Regions from separate parts of the Homo sapiens genome. Here region 2 is linked to region 1. The links are chromatin loops, found by intact Hi-C in ENCODE. Cell type or tissue: CD4-positive, alpha-beta T cell. All regions are shown on one strand.

What was found. Peaks named below come from ENCODE experiments on the same cell type or tissue, not always from the same donor. Only the 100,000 strongest peaks of a DNase experiment are listed, where the experiment ranks them.
Region 2: a loop joins it to region 1, with 1.9 times the contacts of the local background. A loop is called at or near these places in 4 of 110 quality-filtered maps.

What each region holds. Positions count from the first base shown.
Region 1 is chr5:131,547,315-131,549,814 of GRCh38, reverse strand. It overlaps RAPGEF6 (Rap guanine nucleotide exchange factor 6), which reads left to right. Exons shown (of 28, transcript NM_016340.6): 6 at 1,625-1,768. Among named protein-coding and RNA genes, the nearest start is that of RAPGEF6, 87 kb to the left of the region's middle. In CD4-positive, alpha-beta T cell, no CTCF peak of the experiment used is centred here; a DNase peak (open chromatin) is centred at 1,424; H3K4me3 peaks cover 1,775 bases; H3K27ac peaks cover 1,834 bases.
Region 2 is chr5:131,493,581-131,496,080 of GRCh38, reverse strand. It overlaps RAPGEF6 (Rap guanine nucleotide exchange factor 6), which reads left to right. Exons shown (of 28, transcript NM_016340.6): 13 at 421-528. Among named protein-coding and RNA genes, the nearest start is that of RAPGEF6, 140 kb to the left of the region's middle. In CD4-positive, alpha-beta T cell, no CTCF peak of the experiment used is centred here; no DNase peak of the experiment used is centred here.

The DNA.
Region 1 (2,500 bases):
TGCTAAAATAATCTGTATAACAAATCCCATGACACAAGTTTACCTGCGTAATAAACCTGTGCTTGTACTGCTGAACTTAAAATAAAAGTTAAAAAAAAGAGAGAGACCATATTCACATAACTTTTTTTTTTTTAAGAGACAGGGTCTTGCCGTGTTGCCCAGGCTGGACGTTAACTCCTGGGCTCAAGTGATACTCTCGCCCCAGCATCCCTGGTAGCAGGGACTACAGGCACTCGCCACTGCGCCCCCTCACCCCCACATAACTTTTATTGCAGTATATTATTATATTTTATTATTAATCTCTTCTGTGCCTAATTTATAAATTGAACTTTATCATAGGTATGTAAATACAGAAAAATACATGACATATATAGAATTTGGTACTGTCTGCAGTTTCAGGCATCTAGTGGGGATCATGGAATGTATCCCCCTCAGATAAGGGGGCACCACTGTGTTTGGGTGGGTGCCTAGGAAATTTTTGGTAATATCAAGAACTCTGACATTAGCAGAAAGAGTAGTTATGGGGGAAAACTAAAACCACCATTTATTATTTATTAGATGTGAGCTTAGTTATAAAGGTAGATTTTTAGAGCATATCAATATACCTTTATAAAAATAGTTAATTTAAAAAATTATGGTTTGTTCTGTGATTGGACAGGCAGTGCAGTCTTGTATCAGTGGCATAAGCTGTTGAGCTAGATAGGTCTATATTCCTCCTCACCTTAAAAAAAATTTTTTTTTTAATTTTTTGAGACAGGGTTTTTGTCCTGTCGCCCAGGCTGGAGTGCAGTTGTGCAGTCATAGCTAACAGCAGCTTTGAACTCCTGGGCTCAGTTGATCCTCCCACCTCAGCCTCCTAAGTAGCTGGTACTACAGGTGCACACCACCATGCCTGGCTTATTTTTTTCCCCCTGTAGAAATGGGGTCTTGCTCTGTTGCCAGGTTGCCAACTCACCTTTAATAAGTATCACTGTTGTGAGACTGGAATGTCACTAATATCTTTGGGTTTTTCTTTGTCTACAAAGTAGAGACAGTAATACCTGCTTACAGGGCTGTTGTGTGAACTAACTACTTAATATATATGCATGCTGGCCTATTTTAAACTCCTAACAAATGTTAATTTTCCATTTTATTTTCTTACTTAGAAGATGCCAGCCTTACTTGTGGCTGTTGTCATGCATTAAGTTGAAAATTAAAGAATATTGCATAAAGTTTTCTTGTTTTACTTTTTAACAATTAACTAAAACCATAACCAGGATTGTTTGCTAAGTAAAATATGTGTATAATCAGGCAGTTTGTAATTAGAGGAACTCAAGTTGTAATTATTGAATGTGTAGGTGTAGTTAACAGCCTTCATTTCTGGTAAGTGACTTTACTTAGAGGATGTATGTTTATGTGCACAAGAGAGACTGTTTCCTGGACGGAAACTGTGGTCTCCAGATCTTTATAATAACATCACCTCTAATCTTTAACTCATGAGCGTTGTGCTATACAGACTGTTTTCTTGAGGCAGTTTCTTGTAAGAAGTAAATGAAGCTTCCTTATGAGTCTGTTAAGACTCCATAGATTGTCAATAATATGGAAAAATTTGATATTTCATCAGGAATATGAACATGTGTTTCAGGTAGAGAATGCCAAAGATAATGAAGATAGTATTCTACAAAGAGAAATTCCTGCCAGACAATCCCGAAGAAGATTTCGGAAAATTAACTATAAAGGAGAGCGCCAAACCATTACTGATGATGTGGAGGTTAACAGCTATCTTTCTGTGAGTATATTTAGGAACACTTCATGAATCTTCCTTAATTTTCATATCTAGTATCTTTAATTTACATGTATCTTTGGTAATATCAACATGCTGGGCTCTGTATGTGAAAATTTGGGGCAGGTAAATATATAATCTTTTTAAATGCTTCTGTTTGGTTGAATTGGTTAGGAATGCTCTTACCAGTGGGAGTTCTGGTTTTGCTTTTTTGTTGTTGTTTAAATAGTGAAAAAAGTTATTAGGCTGGGTGCAGTGGGTCATGCCTGTAATATCAGCACTTTGGGAGACCTAGGCGGGCGGATCACAAGGTCAGGAGTTCAAGACCAGCCTGGCCAATATGGTGAAACCCCCATCTCTACTAAAAATACAAAAATTAGCCAGGTGTGGTAGTGCATGCCTGTAGTCACAGTTATTTGGGAGACTGAGGCAGGAGAATTGCTTGAACCCAGGAGGCAGAGGTTGTAGTGAGCCAGTATCACACCACTGCATTCCAGCCTGGTCGACAAGAGCAAAACTCTGTTGCCAAAAAAAAAAAAAAAAAGTAAGCTGTGTCTTCAAAAGTCTTTAATTGTGAATAGCTTCTTTTTAGACTGAAAAGTAGCTGAATCAAGAAATAAGGGTAATCTAAAAAAATCAGGTGTATTTTTGAGGGGAGAGGTTTCATAGTTACCAGTTTCCAAAGTACTCACGATTTCTAGAATATTAAAACAATTAGTACAGAGCATTTCCTCTTGT
Region 2 (2,500 bases), 54 kb after region 1:
GTGTGAGCCACTGCACCAGACTCAGATTTGTTTTTGTTACCGTTTTGGTTAAACATGTTCTTGACCATGGAAACGCTTTCGGTATGGATTTTTGATTGATAGGATTGCCTGCTTTATGACATGAAGTTTGCATTTTAAGGTGCTACCTGAAATAGACATTCTGTGTACTTCTTTTATCTTAACAAACAGGCTTGTGTCTTCTCACTGAGTGGACAGTGTCCTGGCTCTGTTACTTCTGTGCACAGGGAAGCAAAAGCTCAAATTAAACCATGCCTTTCTGTTAGAATGAGCCTTTTTTACACAAGGGAGGGAACAAGAGGGTTGTCAGTTCTTCATGAGTTTTAGACATGCTTTTGGAATCCACTTGTGCAGAAGGAATGCCTCTTATAACCATATGCTGCCTCTTTTATGTTTCCACAGGTGACACGGATTGTATTATTATGGGTAAATAATCATTTTAATGATTTTGAAGGTGACCCTGCTATGACTCGATTTCTAGAGGAATTTGAAAAAAATCTGGAAGATACAGTAAGGCTCAAAATAATTTCTATTCTTCAGAGTGTAGTGGTCCCCCCTCAACACTAGCAAACTCAGAACAGCAATAGCTTTCATTCTTTCCTGTGTCTTAAATGTCCATTCTTAGAACTTCCGAATCTGTATTCTAGACTTTTGTTCATTTATTCTCTGCCACCTCAATTAAAACAACATTTACACTCCTTCCTGACTCTTCCATTTATTTTTTATTTATATTTATTTATTTATTTATTGTATTTATTTGTTTTTTTTTTGAGACGGAGTCTCGCTGTCGCCCAGGCTGGAGTGCAGTGGTGCAATCTTGGCTCACTGCGACCTCCGCTTTCCAGGTTCAAGCAATTCTCTCCTACCTCAACCTCCTGAGTAGATGGGACTTCAGACGCGCACCACCACGCCCAGCTAGGTTTTGTATTTTTAGCAGAGACAGGGTTTCACCAGATTGCCCAGGCTGGTCTCAAACTCCTGACCTCGTGATCCGCCCGCCTCGGCCTTCCAGAGTGCTGAGATTACAGGCGTCTGAGCCACGGCGCCTGGCCCAAATCTTCCATTTCTGTATTGACATTCTTATCTCTTAGTTACTCAGGCTTATAAACCTGGTGTTATATGTGTACCCTCAGTCTCTTTTTCTTGAATTCCCTGGCCAGGATTTCCAGTCAGTTGCTAAAGTCACCTAGGTCACTGATTTAGTCATACACATGTATGTTCACATATTTTCTTATGGTCTCTCTCAGCCATTTCTTTTTTACTCCCTAGTTTAGGACTTAATATATCTGATCTATTATAATCTGCTCACTGACCCTAGTTCTAGTTTCTCTTCTAGTTCATTCTGTGTGGCCAAAAGATTGCTTTTAAAACACACATGTGATGACTATTATTTTCTTTGTCAGTAATCTATACTTCCTACCAAAGCAGTTCCTCACCCATATATTCAGGTCCCTTGCCTACCTTTTTGCCCTTTTTCCTGTGTACCCTAGATTATAGCCAAATCAGACTATTTTATTTTCCAGTTCTGCATCCAGACCATGCTAGAATTTTCTTTTCCTCACCTATTGAAACTCTGTTTCACTATCAGTGCATATCCTAAATATCAAATCTATATTGACTTTCTAGGTTTCCTTTCTATATAGGATTCATCTGTTCTAAATGTACAGCACCTAAGATAATTCCCTCCAAGTCCACAGTAGCTGTTCGTGAATTCATTTTAAACTCCCTGTCAGATATAAAACTTTGAGCTGTGACTTGGTTGCCTCCTTCAAGCAACTTGAAATTTTAGGAAATAAGTAGTAATGCAGCATAGTGTTTTAGGAGTACAGCTCAAGCTCCACCATTTGCTAGATTTGTAAACTCAGACATTGCCTGATCTTATGCCTTAGTTGTGTTATTTGTAAAGATAGTAGTTCCTAGTTCATTGAGATTGTTGTAAGGATTATAATGAGCTGAGAGGCATAACAGTCTGTACACAAAACCTGTGACATAGCAAATGCTCAAGAGCTGTAATTAATTACTTACAGAGCATAAGTGGATTGAGTTGAATGAAGTGGGAAAAATTGGCAAATTTGGTCCCTTTCATTACCCCTTGGTTCCTATTGACTTCTCGGCAGCACATGTGCTCTATACAAAATGGGGAGAGTGAACAACACTGGGAACTTGATTAAAAGGTTATAGAGGTACTCCACTATCATTTGAGTCATCCTGTGTTGGCTTTGTAAATATTCAAGGGACATCAGAATGTGGGAAAAAAAGTCATGGGATTTTTTTTTCCAGTAATCAGTTAGCCATCAGGTATTCATTGCATTCTACTTTATACTCAAAGACATCAATGTAGGATCAGAACAGATGTAAGACTTGGTGTCTGCTTTAAAAAAAAAAAACTTTAGCTTTTTGTTATGGACATGAGATTTGCACATATTAACACTATTTGAGATAATTGAAACTGGAATTAGAACTGGTAGACTATTACTGAGTT